Linked DNA regions of Homo sapiens: region 1 is linked to region 2. A link is an interaction called in ENCODE POLR2A ChIA-PET data of the cell type or tissue named here. Cell type or tissue: PC-9. All regions are shown on one strand. Links, peaks and the distances in the headings refer to the core of each region. The heading gives the core; the rest is flanking DNA. Region 1 overlaps KDM4A (lysine demethylase 4A). Region 2 overlaps PTPRF (protein tyrosine phosphatase receptor type F).

What was found. ChIA-PET counts read pairs that join two places held together with the same protein. Peaks named below come from ENCODE experiments on the same cell type or tissue, not always from the same donor. Only the 100,000 strongest peaks of a DNase experiment are listed, where the experiment ranks them.
Region 1: POLR2A ChIA-PET joins it to region 2 with 15 read pairs; 11 of 35 experiments call an interaction of 5 or more read pairs at or near these places.

The regions. Positions count from the first base shown.
Region 1 is chr1:43,653,847-43,661,240 of GRCh38, forward strand. It overlaps KDM4A (lysine demethylase 4A), which reads left to right. Exons shown (of 22, transcript NM_014663.3): 3 at 1,745-1,920; 4 at 6,452-6,566. Among named protein-coding and RNA genes, the nearest start is that of KDM4A, 7.4 kb to the left of the region's middle. RefSeq lists enhancers at 5,936-6,612, 6,613-7,288 and a silencer at 6,612-6,906. In PC-9, for the core only: no CTCF peak of the experiment used is centred there; no DNase peak of the experiment used is centred there.
Region 2 is chr1:43,578,960-43,586,353 of GRCh38, forward strand. The region is part of intron 7 of PTPRF (protein tyrosine phosphatase receptor type F); the gene reads left to right. Among named protein-coding and RNA genes, the nearest start is that of PTPRF, 52 kb to the left of the region's middle. RefSeq lists enhancers at 2,303-3,124, 3,286-3,555. In PC-9, for the core only: no CTCF peak of the experiment used is centred there; a DNase peak (open chromatin) is centred at 3,442; H3K27ac peaks cover 1,286 bases.

The DNA of each region.
Region 1 (7,394 bases), core at 788-5,787, 75 kb after region 2:
ATTCTGTCACAATCAGGTTGAGTGCTGGAAGCTGAAAGAACTGCATTTCTGGAGAGATCCTCAGGAAACTGAGAGGCAGGGACCTCAGTCTAAGCCAGGAGGAAATTTTTTACACCATTTTATGTTGTTTGAATTCCCTACCATATGTGCTTGTTACATTTTCAATATGAAAAGAGAAAGCAAGAACATTGGCTACAAAGCTGAGGACCAGTCTTGGACCCTGGTGCCTCCAGAGACTTGAGACGACCACATCCTCTTTCTTATCTGCAGATACGGCTACTGCTGGGTTAATAACAGCAGGCGGGAATAGCAGGGCCTGCAGTGCAGTTTTTCATAGCACATTGCTTTTTTTGGTTGTACTTTATTAGATTTAAAGTTACCAAAAAAATGTCGGTTATTACAAGTTAAATATTTCAAACGCAGATAAAGAAAAGGCTGATCTTCATCCACCTTCTCCAGTGCCGTCTCCTTAAGTGGTATTAGCTCCCTCCACACCTTTTTCTCTGCTCATACAAACATACACACATATAAAATAGTGTTATTTGTTTTGTTTTTAAAAGAGAATGGCATCATGCCATATACATTCCTGTGTTGGTTCGTTCATTCTTTTTTCTTTTTTTTTTTCTTTTTTCCTTTTTAACAACATATATTCCTCCCTCTAGGTCAATTATGGATTCAACTCATTCTTCTTTTTTCTCATGTCGACTGTCTTGTTAATTTATTACTATTGGAATGGGTAATTTGATTATGTGAGTAAAAACAGAATGCTATTGGAAGGTAGCTAATGTAGAGTCTTGCTCCCTTTCCGTATTTTCTTATATGTCCTTTCAGTGTTGCCTTATGCAGATGCTTGTGAGTGTGTGTGTGTGTGTGTGTGTGTGTGTGTGTGTGTGTTGTTTTCTCCCTTGTTACATAAAGTAAAACAATACTCTCTAATTAAAAAAAAAAAAGCTGTATAGTATTCCATAAAGCAGATCTATCTTACTTAACTATTCAAGATTAGATTTTTTTTGTTTTTTTTTGAGATGGAGTTTCGCTCTTGTTACCCCAGCTGGAGTGCAATGGCGCAATCTTGGCTCACTGCAACCTCTGCCTCCGGGTTCAAGCGATTCTCCTGCATCAGCCCCCCAAATAGCCGGGATTATAGTTGAGTGCCACCACACCAGGCTAATTTTTGTGTTTTTAGTAGAGATGGGGTTTCACCATGTTGGCCAAGCTGATCTCAAACTCTGACCTCAGGTGATCCACCTGCCTCGGCCTCCCAAAGTGCTGGGATTACCGGCATGAGCCACTGTGCCCGGCCTCAAGATTAGATTTTTAAGAATGTTATGCTTCTTTGTAATTAAACTGTAATCTAGTGTGTGAAAAAAGGAAATTCTGTACAAGTATAGAGTTGACCAAATCAAGTAAAGTTGTGTTTGTGATTTTTTTAAAGAGAGCCCTGGGCTAGGAGATTGAGAGAGAATCAAGTCTTTAATCTCCTTTCTTGGTGTCCAAATAAGATACTGAAGCTGGGAACAAGTATTACTTACCTTAGGTTGCTGCAATTAGGCAGCTGGTTGGTGGCAAAAGTGGATCAGGGTTAGCATGCCTGTGACTTACTGTGTTTTGGTGAATGTGGGTAAATCAAAGTAACTGTCTAGTAAAATTGACTGTTAGGTTGGCTGGTAACTACATGCTTCCTGGACTCTGACTGGCTTGCCAGGTTTCTCATCTGTCTTTTTGTTTCTTGTGTTCCCTTCAGGTTGTTCCTCCAAAAGAGTGGAAGCCACGAGCATCCTATGATGACATTGATGATTTGGTCATTCCTGCCCCCATTCAACAGCTGGTGACGGGGCAGTCTGGCCTCTTTACTCAGTACAACATACAGAAGAAAGCCATGACTGTTCGAGAGTTCCGCAAGATAGCCAATAGCGATAAGTGAGTGGAAACCCTTTCTTACCTGACATAGCACCTAGGACCCTGGTGTCTCATCCTCCTAGCATCTCCAGGACTGCTGCTGTCCTGATGAACAGTGTCTTCAGCAGGATGGCTCTGTTCTAGCTGTCTCCCTTTCTGCTTTTTTTATGGAAGCATTCCCTCCTCTCAGGACTGTGTCCCAGTCTAAACCTGTTCCTGTTCTTATAACAACAAATCCCATTGTTTTTCCATCAGAAGTAGAATCATTTTCTGACTCTAAAGTTGCAAGGAGAAAGTTGGATGTGGTGCACAAGGAGCTTTTGCTGGGTATTATCAACCACCTGCTCATCAAAAGTGCTTTAGTTCCACTTCCTCTCTCTCGGGATGCTCTGTGTTTAATTGTGCTGGAATTTCTCACTGCCCATCCAGCCTGCTAGCTCATTTCTGTTTTGACATTAACAGTGTGAGTAAACCACCAAGCTGGTTGCTATTTTCTGTCACTCCTTCTTTCTCTGTACATTCCTGTCTCTTTTAGAGATATCTTTCTTTGTGTAGGCCTGTTTTCAGTTCTTCTCTGCTGTTGGTTTTTTTTTTTTTTTTTTTTTTTTTTGAGATGGTGTCTCACTTTATTGCCCAGGCTGGAGTGCAGTGGAGTGATCTTGGCTCACTGCAACCTCTGTCTCCCAGGTTCACGTGATTCTCCTGCCTCAGCCTCCCAAGTAGCTGGGACTACAGGCACGCGCCACCATGCTTGGCTATTTTTTGTATTTTCAGTAGAGACAGGGTTTCGCCACATTGGCCAGGCTGGTCTTGAACTCCTGACCTCAAGTGATCCTCCTGCCTTGGCCTCCCAAAGTGCTGGGATTACAGGCAAGAGCCACCACTCCTGGCCCTTCTCCGCTGTTTTTAATGTTTAGTTCTCATTTTTCCTGAGATTCACAGAGAATAAATTTTGTGTTTCCTTGTTCAGCTCTGACTACTCCATCTTTTTTTTTTTTTGAGGTGGAGTCTCGCTCGTTCCCCAGGCTGGAGTGCAATGGTGCAGTCTCGGCTCACTGCAACCTCCACCTCCCGGGTTCAAGCAATTCTCCTGTCTCAGCCTCCCGAGTAGCTGGGATTACATACAGGCGCCTGCCACCACGCCTGGCTAATTTTTGTATTTTTAGTAGAGACGGGGTTTCACCGTCTCTACTGTCACCCAAGTTGGAGTGTAGTGGTGCAATCATGGCTTACTGCAGCCTCGACTGCCCAGGCTCAAAATGATCCTCCTTGCTCAGCCTCCCAAGTAACTGGAGGTATAGATAGGCATGTGCTACCGCGCTCAGCTAATATTTTTTATTATTTGCTGCCCAGTTTGGTCTTGAACTCCTGGGCTCAAGCGATCCTCCTGCCTCAGCCTCCCAAAGTGCTGGGATTATAGGCATGAGCCACTGCATCCGGCTGACACCTTAACTCCTTTTATTTATTTTTTTTTTTGAGACAGAATCTCGCTCTGTCGCCAGGCTAGAGTGCAGTGGCGTGATCTCGGCTCACTGCAGCCTCCGCCTCCTGGGTTCAAGCAATTCTCCTGCCTCAGTCTCCTGAGCAGCTGGGATTACAGGCGCCCACCACCACACCTAGCTAATTTTTGTATTTTTAGCAGAGGCAGGGTTTCACCATGTTGGCCAGGATGGTCTCGATCTCTTGACCTCGTGATCCACCCGCCTTGGCCTCCCAAAGGGCTGGGATTACAGGTGTGAGCCACCGTGCCCGGCCAACCTTAACTCTTAAAACATCTACCTTGCTGGCCAACCTGCTGACCGATGAGAGAATTTACATAAAGGCATGTTGAAGAAATGTGGGGCTCTGCAGGTGAAAGGCTGTATCCTTCCTGCCATCCTTATTGTCTGATTTTTGCTACACATGAGGAGCAAACTCACCTGCCTTCTGTTTCTCACATGGAATTCAGCCAGGGGCTTCAGTCTCCTCAGCCTTTTTTCCCTTTTTGTTAAGGCTTTTTCTTTTCTTTTTTTTTTTTTTTTTTGAGATGGAGTGTCGCTCTGTCACCCAGGCTGGAGTGCAGTGGCACAATCTTGGCTCATTGCAGCCTCCGCCTCCCAGGTTCAAGTGATTTTCCTTCCTCGGCCTCCCGAGTAGCTGGGAGCCCGCCACCACGCCCGGCCAATTTTTTTGTATTTTTAGTAGAGATGGGGTTTCACCATATTGGCCAGGCTGGTCTCGCTTTTTCTTCTTTTAGCACACTTGTTTTCCTTTTAAATTAACCAGCCCTATGTCTATTCCTTTCGTCCTAATACATAGCAGATTACCTTTAAAGTAAAAACATAACTTTTTTTTTTTTTTTTTGAGACAGAGTCTCGCTGTGTTGCCCAGGCTGGAGTGCAGTGGCACAATCTCACTCACTGCAATCTCTGCCTCCCAGGTTTAAGCGATTCTCCTACCTCAGCCTCCCATGTAGCTGGGATTACAGGTGCCCACCACCACGCCTGGCTAATTTTTTTGTATTTTTAGTAGAGACGGGGTTTCACCATGTTGGTCAGGCTGGTCTCGAACTGTTGGCCTCAAGTGATCAGCCTGCCTTGGCCTCCCAAATGCTGGGATTACAGGCATGAGCCACCGTGCCCAACCTAAAAACCTAAATTCATGAAACAGATTAGTTGACAATAGGGGAGTTAATTGTATTTCAGAGAGAATGTTAGGTCTCTAAAATTTATTATTCCCTAGGTTGACATTAAAGTGTAAGGCAGTTACTTAGTCAGATTTTTTTTTTTTTTTTTTTGAGATGGAGTCTTACTCTGTGGCGCGGGCTAGAGTGCAGTGGTGCTATTTAGGCTCACTGCAATCTCCGCCTCCTGGGTTCAAGCAATTCTCCTGCCTCAGCTTCCCAAGTAGCTGGGACTATAGGCGCCCGCCACACCACCCGGCTAATTTTTTGTATTTGTTGTAGATACAGGGTTTCACCATGTTAGACAGGATGGTCTTGATCTCCTGACCTTGTGATCCGCCTGCCTGGGCCTCCCAAGTGCTGGGATTACAGGCGTGAGCCATTGCTGCTGGCCAGCTCTGCTAATTTTTAAAGTTTTTGTAGAAATAGGATTTTGCCATGTTGCTGGTCTCAAACTCTTGGGCTCAAGTGATCCTCCTGCCTCAGCCTCCCAAAGTGTTGGGATTACAGGCATGAGCCACTGTACTTGGCTAGTTTGAATCTAAAAGAAGTTTTTTTTTTTTTAATTAAATTTTCAGTATTAAGCTAAAGAGTATAGATATTTTTAGACTGGGTGCATTGGCTAACTTCTATAATCCCATCACTTTGGGAGGCCGAGGTTGGAGGATCACTGGAGGCCAGGAATTTGAGACCAACCTGGGCAACATTGCAGGACTTCATTTCTACAAAAAATAAAAACACCAGATGTGGTGGTGTACACTTGCAGTCCTGGCTACTCGGGAGGTTAGGGCAGGAGGATTGCTTGAGCCCAGGAGTTCGAGGCTACAGTAAGCTATGATCACACCACTGTGCTCCAGGCTGGGCAGCAGAGCAAGGATCTTGTATAGTTTTTTTTAAGGTATAGTTTTCTTTTCTTTTTTTGAGACAGAGTTTTACTCTATGGCCGAGGCTGGAGTGCAGTGGCGTTAGTTAGCTCAGCTCACTGCAGACTCCTCCTCCTGGGTTTAAGTAATTCTCCTGCCTCAGCCCCCACCCTAAATAGCTGGGATTACAGGCGTGTGCCACCACGCCCCTCTAATTTTTGTATTTTTAGTAGAGACCAGGTTTCACCATGTTGGCCAGGCTGGTCTTGAACTCCTGACCTCAGGTGATCCGCCCCCGCCAGGCCTCCCAAAGTGCTGGGATAACAGGTGTGAGCCACACCCCTGGCCAAAGTGTAGATATTTTTATGGCTTTATGTAGATAGGTAGATATAAATATGCGTATATGTGAGTACGTATTTTCCTAATTGGAATATTGGATGTGCAAAAATCTATATTTTTAGAGCTATTTTATATTTTTACTAAAATATTTGTTGTTTTTAGGAGTGATTACTTGGTGAGTGTCAGCCACTGCGTAGGGCGCTTGGGCATATAGCAGGGGTACTTACAAATGAGCCCTCTTGGAGCAGCTTCCTTTTGGCTGGTTCAGGGAGGTGAATGCTGTTGGAAAGCCTTAGCTCTTCACATGCTGCTGGGTTTTGGTTGTCTGTGGATATGTAGGGACCTTGGGTCTTGGTCTGTAAGCCCATTTTCTCCCTGGGTGGCCACCTGAATCTAGCAAGGTGTAGTTTAAGTAGAGTCTCTTCAGAGAGTTGAGGATGTTGTGCTTGTTAAGGAAGACCGGTTTACATCTGTGTGTACATTACCTTCCTCAGGCTTCCTCAGGCCCAGTGCTCATGGAAGGGACGTTGAGGGACTGACTACGTATTAGAGCCTTGAAGGCCAAGATTATGCCTTGTTCATTTGAAATTCTTGCTGTCACTGGAATAGGGGATTATGTCTTGTAATGTTCATAATGCCTAATAAACCCCTGTAAGTGGTTTACATGTTTCTTTTTACTTTCAAAAAGGTACTGTACCCCACGCTATAGTGAGTTTGAAGAGCTCGAGCGGAAATACTGGAAAAATCTTACATTCAATCCTCCAATCTATGGTGCAGATGTGAATGGTACCCTCTATGAAAAGGTGAGGCTCACTGGAAACCCTCTGTGCAGTGTTTTTGTAATTTTGTAATACCTTTTTTTCGGCCCGGCACGTAGTAGGCACCTAAAAGCTGTTTGGTGAATGGGTGGATGAACAGATGATCTACCCCCAGCTGATGTTGCTGTGCTGGCCTAATTGTGGGCCATTTTGCATGTGACTGAATTTTATTTCTCCTGCTTTACATGTGAATTGGATGATGTGGTGTTCTTTTCAAGGGTTGTTAGCATAGTCGGTGGGTGGTAGCTGATGAGTTCTTGAAAGGGTGGGTTGGCTCTCAGATAATGAAATGAGGCAGTGTGGTTTCTGCAGAAAAAAGATGACTGACTAATCTAATGAAAGGGGTATACATTTAAGAAGAGAAATACATTTAGATTTTTCAGAACCCTCAAACAAGATTCTGTGGCAAAAGCTATTTTAACCACTTTTATTGGCTTGAAATCCTGCCTTAAATATGGTGAAAGGGGAGAATATTTGGGAATATCTTCAGATGACTGAAAAACAGTAGGGCATTCAGGGATTATCACTCATAATTGTTTTCATATTTTAATTTTTTTTTTTTTTGAGACGGAGTTTCGCTTTTGTTGCCCGGGCTGGAGTGCAATGGCGCGATCTCAGCTTACCGCAACCTCCGCCTCCCGGGTTCAAGTGATTCTCCTGCCTCAGCCACCTGAGTAGCTGGGATTATAGGCATGCGCCACCATGCCCGGCTAATTTTGTATTTTTTAGTAGAGACGGGGTTTCTCCATGTTGCTCAGGCTGGTTTTAAACTCCCGACCTCAGGTGATCCACCTGCCTCAGCCTCCCAAAGTG
Region 2 (7,394 bases), core at 832-5,831:
GCTGTGCTGCACCTGCCGGGCTCTCTGCCCAGAGCCCTTGGTGCAGACACGCAAGGGACTGCCATGGGCCCAGTCTCTTCTCCTTCCTGCTTCTTTCTGCAGCAGCAGCAACAGCTCCCACTGGGCAAGTTCCTGGCGTCTGCCACTACTTCGCCTTCCTTCCTTGCAGGCCCATGGGGAAGCAGCCACTCTTGGGAGCATTTGTATCTTTTGTAGGTCTTGCCGCATGGGCCCGGAGCCCCATGGGAATTTGGAGCCATCCAATCCGACTTCTTGGTGTATGTGCATGTGTGTGTGCACACACGGGCACACTTATCTGTGTGTAAATGCATGCATACCTGGCCTGGCTTTCCTTCAGTACATCCTCCTGCCTGCCGCAGCATGGTGGGCTCCAGAACCACCATGGCTCTGGGCTTTGGGGTAGTAAGGCCTCAGGAACGGACCAGGCCAGGTGAGCCTATCCTCTGGCCAGGTCTTCCTGGAGCCTTCCTGGAGGAACCCTTGTGTTCAGCTGTGAGCCCCTGTGGTTATGTTGCCTCGGGTGAGCACCTGGTGTGTTCCAGATGTTCTTTGCTGGGAGCGAGTGGACAGTGTGCTTTCTGGAAGTCCAAGTTCCCAGCAGAGAGGAACCTGGGGACTGTTTTGGGGTTTCCAATCTCTGCTATGCTCACAGCCTAGGGGTGACTAAAGCTGGCCACCTTGCCCTTTCCTGAGAACACACTGGGTCTGGTATACATGTGCCCAGAAGGGGCCCTGAGAGCCCCTTCTACCCTCATACTGTCCCCTCACCTAGCCTTCTTGTACAGATGGATGTCATTAAAAGTTAAACTGTTGACCGGGTGTGGTGGCTCACGCCTGTAATCCCAGCACTTTGGGAGGCTGAGGCAGGCAGATCACGAGGTCAGGAGATCGAGACCATCCTGGCCAACATGGTGAAACCCCGTCTCTACTAAAACTACAAAAATTAGCTGGGCGTGGTGGCGCGTGCCTGTAATCCCAGCTACTCAGGAGGCTGAGGTAGGAAAATCGCTTGAACCAGAGGTTGCAGTGAGCCAAGGTCGCGCCACTGCACTCCAGCTTGGTGAAAGAGCAAGACTCCATCTCAAAAAAAAAAAAAAAGTACAACTGTCTCCACCCAGGGGATTGTAAAGGAAAGCGGACATGGCTCCTTGCAGTGATGATTCCATCACGCCAAGTGCTTAGCGCGGCTTCCTGAGGGGTGTCGTCTGACTCTCCACCCAGTGCACGTGGTGGGTGATGGCGGTGGCCTGTCCGACTCTTTGGGGCCATGTGGTCAGACTTGCTTACTCAGAGCAGAGAGAATTAGGCTGTCAAGGCTGTCAACCAAAATACACTTATCAAGGAGTTGCTGTCTGTCATGGGAGAGGGTGGTTCTGGAGAGGCCACAGGCTGCCAGCCCATTCGGTGACCAGTTGAGCTGCAGAGGAACTATTTGTGGTGGGCAAATTGTGCTTCAGAGACTATTAAAGATGCTTCATGAGAGTTGGGGGCATGGGATGGGAGGTCCCCTAGCTTACTGTCAGGTGTCTTACTCCTCAAGGCTCAGGCCTCAGGTCAGCTTGTCTGTCTTCAGGAACAAGAGCCTGAAAACTTCCCAAATGGCCTAGAGGAGTGGAGTTGTAAGCGGCACAGCCTTGGCCCCACCCTGCCCCAGGCAGAGTGTCTGGCAGGCATTGGGGCTGGCGAGTCCACTCCAACAGAGGAGCAGCTGGAATGACCCTTCTCAAAGATCTGCCTCCTCCCACCCTGACTATCGCAAATGCTGTGCTCTCTAGAGCTCTGCTCACAAGACTGTAGGGTCGAGAGTGGCAGTTCCAGGCCTCAGCAAGAAAGCCTTTGCATGTGGCTGCACCAGGGAGAGGAGAGGCCCAGTAGAGCCACTGTAAACCCAAGCCAGCTGCAAGGGCGTGGCCTATGGGCACATTTCCCAGGGCACAGCTACAGGAGGCAGTGCTGAGGCAGAAGAAGGCCCAGAGGTGGATGGACCCCCGCATTGTCCTCTTGACTAGGCAGCATTCTCTGAAGTCACTGTTACACTGGCCCCAGCCCTGGAGGCAGAGCAGTGGGTCTCTTTGGAGATCGACTGAGCTCAGCTGCTGTAGCTGGCAGCTCAGTCACTGCCCAGGGAGCTCTTATGTGCAGCCCCTTGGAGCATCCCTGTCTGTGGGGCTCCCTGTTTACACATGGTAGACTCAGGCAGGGCCCTGACTGGCTCTTGCCATGGCCCAACCCCTAACTCTACCAGCTCTTCTTGAATCTACCCTTCTGGCTCCATCCCCACATGCCTTTTGGTAGGAAATACGGGGGTTCCTTTAGTTCCAGCCCCACTTGCCAGGGACTCCAAAACAGCCAAACCTGACTTCTGTTGTCTCTCTCACACACACATACGACGTTCCTCTAGGCCCTGATGTCTCAGGACCGTTTCTAAGCTCTGTCCCCAGGACCTGCCTCATGTAGACCCTAATTGAATCTACACCACCCTGCTTTGCCAAGAGCAACCTGCCCCATAGGCCCTACTGTCCTACTGACAGGACTTAGGCACACCTGAAAGGCCCTGCTCCCTGGGTGCCTTGCCTCTGGTGCCCCCACTGCTCGTCATCTCATGGTTGGCAAAACCCCTGCCTTCTGCCCTCAGCAGTACTAGGGGCCCTTCAGCCCCAGCGCCTGGGGACAGCCTGTACTGGGCTGACCACCAGCTCTGCATCCTGAGCCCTGCTTGTGGGTGGATGGCCGTGGAGGAGTCCCCAGTGCCAGCCTGCTTTCTGGCCTGCACCCCGTCCCATCTCCCAGCAGAGAGGCTTCGAGGTTTCCTCCCACAGCAGGCTCCTGAGCCTCAGACGGCTTGATGTGGGCTCTAGCCCTGAACTTCTCAGCCGCAGCACTGTTGACATTTTGGGCTGGACGATTCTTAGTTGTGAGGGGCCATCCTGTGCATTGGAGGGTGTTTAGCAGCATCTCTAGCTCACTAGATGCCAGTGGCACCCCTCAGTCAAAACAAACGTTGCAACGTGTCACCTGGGGGAAATTACTGATGGCTTCCCACTGCCATTGTCTCCACCCATCTGACTCTCTTCACCTGTGTCCACTGGCCGCAAGGCTTCGTCTCCTCATCAGACTTGGCTTCGGTGTCTACCTCACATCTCCCTTCTGTCCCCCAAATTCTCAGGGCTCCCAGTGTCGCTCTCTGAGGCCACGCGACTGCTACATTTAATGGGACAGTACACGTGAAGCACCAGGCACATTGCCAGGCACACAGGAAGCACTTGCTAGTCAGTAGCCTCTGCAGCTAGCACTCGGCTACTAGTCAGTAGCCTCTCGGATAGCACTGTGGGGGGATGTGTCATCCAGTTACATCTGACTTTGTTCACAGTTGCCTGCAGCTCCACCCACAGTCTAGCAGGCCCAGGCATGCTGGGTGGGCCAGAGCCTTTCTCCTTCACCACCTGACTCTCCCTGAGTGACTCATTCTCTCCTTCCATCTACAGCTCTCTGGGTGTACAGCTGCTGGGGCCAGGGTGGAGCCCTGCCCTCCTCAGAGCCTGGCCTACCTGTGCCAGGACTACCAGCCTTCCCCCTTTCTCTAGGGACCTGGCTGCGGGCCACAGCTGTCTAAAACAGGGACAGTGCCTTTTTCCCCACAGGTGCCCAGACATGCTCCTTACACCGGTGGTGTGTGTGGGGGTGGCTTCTAGTGGCTCCTGTACCTTGGCAGGTTTGTGGGCTGGGTGGGCCTTGACCCCAGAGCCCGGTCCACAGGGTCTGTCTGAGCTGTGGGGTGCGTGTGAGGCATGGGGGCCTGCCTGTGCCCCATTTTCACCTGCCCCGGCCCCACCCTCGGCCTCCCTGGCGCCTGCTGGCGGGCCTCAGCCCTGTCCACCATGTCCTCCATGAGTCCTGAGTCTTTTGTGAGTGATGTGGTTCGTGTGCACCTGTGTGCATGTGTGTGTGCGAGGGGGCACAGGAGTCTCGTCTCGTCTCCGTGCTGTGTGGGCAGATGAAGGTTGGCCTGTTTTTACTCTCTCTGTGTTTCTCCTTGTCTTTTTTTTATTCCCTCCTCATCTTCATCGCACTCTGCCATCAACCCAAACTCTCATCTCTCAGATCAGCGAGAAGGTTGGTCCTTTTCACTTCTTATCCATCTACAGTTCGCCCATCGATGGGACACGCCTGTCAGTAGGGCCCAGCGGGCTCGGTCAGCTCCCTCAGGCTCACTGCGCCGTGCCTGCCTGCCAGTCTCTGTTGTTTGGGCCGGCGGGCAGGCAGGACCAGGGATGGGTGGGCAGACCCCTGACCTGCATGTTCCTGCTGCTTGGGTCCCTGGTGCACCACGTGTCTGCATGTCCCCTTAGCCTGGTTCCCCTGCAAGGGTGGTGGGGTGGGCATGCTGCATGGCATGAAACTGTACCCCACCTTTGCACCCAGGCCGGGCCAGCTGTCTGATCCAGGCGGTGCTCAGGAATGGTTGTGGGGGGCTGTGGTCAGAGAGAGGTGTAAGACCTGTAGCGCTTTGTGTGCACCTGTGGGACCTTTCACCGCCCTCCTCGCCTAGAGACCCAGGCTCAGCCGAAACTACTGGAACATTAAGGCGAGAGGCTAGAGCAGGCTGTCCTCCCAGTATCCTGCAGCACAGGGCAAAAGTCCTGCAGTGTGTACCCTGTCCTTGAGGCCCTCAGGTCCCCCACCAGGGCTTAATGGGGCAGTCAGCCCTGGTCTGCCTCAGGGAGCTTGGTGTCCATGGCGCAGGGTGAGTAGCGTCATCTTGGCACCCTGAGGAAGTCTCCCATAAGGTTGTCTTTTCCTTCTCCAGCCAGATCCAAATTAAGATCCTCCTACCTGCCCCAGGCCCCTCTGCCCAAGCTTCCCAGCTAGCTCCCGTGTCTGTTTGAGGGTGGAATTTAGCCCACCAGCCAGCTAACTGACATTCCTTAGCTTGATGCTTTGCATTCAGACTCAAGTTGCTTCTACCTGGAGTAACTGAACGGTCAGCTGCAACTTAGCAGGATCCATATGGGAGCCTGGAAGTGGCCCCTGACTCAGCCACAGGTTAGGAAGGGTTTCCTGGAGACTGTCCTTGAGCCCATTCCAGAGCAGGTCTGTTTGGGGCTTGGTTTTCCGCCCCACCCTTGGAGCCAGACCCCCACCACTGATGCTGGGGTTGGCAGCAGGGGCTAGTGGTCATTCATGTATCACATGGTCTGTGTGGTCAGAGGAGACTCACCTGTCCATTGGGTTTTGGGGGTTCAGGATAGCAGTGTAGGACAGGCTGAGCCTCAGGGAGCAAACCCAGGCCATCCTCGTTCCCTCTGCCACATCCTCCGTGGCTTGAGTTTCCTCTGTGAGGGTGAGGGAGCCGGTCGAGAGGAGGGCTATAGCCTAGGCTCAGATATCAGCCCTGAGCATCCATCCATATGCACAGCTGAGCACTGGGGCATTTCTGTTACACCATTTTGCTGACCGGGCAGATCTGCGAGGGCGTCCAGAAAACAGTCATCAGCAGAGACAGCCCAGCCCAGAGTGGCTCCTTCCATGCCCCTTCCTCTACCCTCCTGGTCCCTCGTCCCCTCCCTTCCCCCACCCCACCCTATGGTCCCACCAAAAATAAGCACATGGACAAATATTTAGCGGGAAGGCAGACATGAGTTTCTAAATATTCCAGGGGGATTTGCCGGGCTGGTAATTTGTTTGGTGCTGATAATTGCATCTTACATTTTTCCAGCTTTACTTAAAACTGTGTGCCGGGTTTGCCGGCATTTAATTACTGCTCTGCGGCAGCCACAAGGTTATTTATTAAAGAGTTATTTTATCTTGATACAGTGGATCCTGCCCCTCATCCCCTCCTTAATGTTGTGTTATTTTCATCAGAGAAATTTCTCTGAGTGAATGCAGATTGCGGGGCTGCCTCCCCCTGCGATTAGGCTGTCACTCTACTGAATGCTGATGCCTCTGGGCGCCGCACCGCCCTATTATAGGGGGTTGTCAGCGCAAATAATTAGACTTAAAAGTTACAGCTGAAATATAATCCAGAAATGGCAGGGCCCTGTTTTGGAAATTGTCTATAAAATGTCAGCACTAAGGATGCACAGGGAACGGTAATATACTGGCATTGTTGGAGCCTAAGATTAGACCCTGAGTGCATTTTTCCCAGCTCCAGTTTTTCTTTCCCTGCTGTTGCTTCTGTCAATAGACTGTCCAGGGTGAGGCCTGTTCCTTTTTGGAGGCCCTGTGCCTGCAGCAGTGGGTGGAGGATGGTTGGGGCTGCTGCAGTGAGATGCCAGCCACTCCAGCTGTTGGCATGGGGGTGGCTGTCTGGGCAGGTCTAGGATGCGGGTCCCTGTTGGCACTTGGAATACAAGGAGGTTGTCCCTTGCCTGTTTCCCCCACCCTTCCTCTGTAGACATACCCTGACCTCCCTCACATGGAAAATGTCTCAGTCTCAGTAACGTTTCTGCGTGGCTGAAGCCCAGTGTCCTTGTGAGAGTGAAGGTGGTGTGCCCAGGAGCCTCTGGACCTGAGGCCCTTGCTTGGTGTTGCAGGTGACCCTAAAGGCCACTGTTGACCTCTCACACTTATGCCTAGCCCCTAGAGCTCTCCCTGCCCCCTGCATCTAGGAGGGAAAAAATAAACACAACTCTTCTGTGAAGCGCCTCAATTTCCTGACAGCCGCAGGAGTTGGAGGCTTTAGAAGACGTGGCTCAGGGCGTTGGCCTGACCTCCAGGGCTGATCCATGAAGTCCGCCTTTTGGCCTGAAGACCCTGTCCTCCAGGGACAATTTGGGGGTAAAGTCCAGTCAAGTTTCTAGGTTGGTGCCCAAGGTTTATTGGCCAAGGACCTACTTCCTTCTGCTGGGGCTCTTTGTCCTGGTATCCAACGACGTGATTAGGCCCCATGATTCCACCACCGACTGGGGTCAAGCCTGCAATCATGACCTCTCCCTGGCACAGGCTGTCTAAACCCATCCTTACGCCCGCTGGAGCAGCGTCCTCTCCTGCCAGCCTCTGCTAATTCTGATGCTTCTCCCCAGAGCCTTCTGGGTCTTTTTTCAGGCCTGTCAGCTAGGGCTCGAAAGGGTGACAGTTTTTCATCACACAGACCTACTCCTACTACGTATATAAACTTGGTCATGTGGCTTGGTTTTAAAACAGTTCCCTTGACTGTAATTGGCAGGTGATAGCATCTACAGCATGGAAACCTGCACCTAGTAGGTGCTTAAGCATAGCTTCCCTTCCCATGAAGAGGAGGAGACAGGGCACCCACTGGCCGAGAGGACAGGAGAGATTTAGTTCATTAAGGCTGCTCCTCTGTGCTGCCCCCACCCCGCTTCTGTGGCAGGCCTGGACCTGATCTGCAAACAGACTTGCCTGCCTGTGCCTGT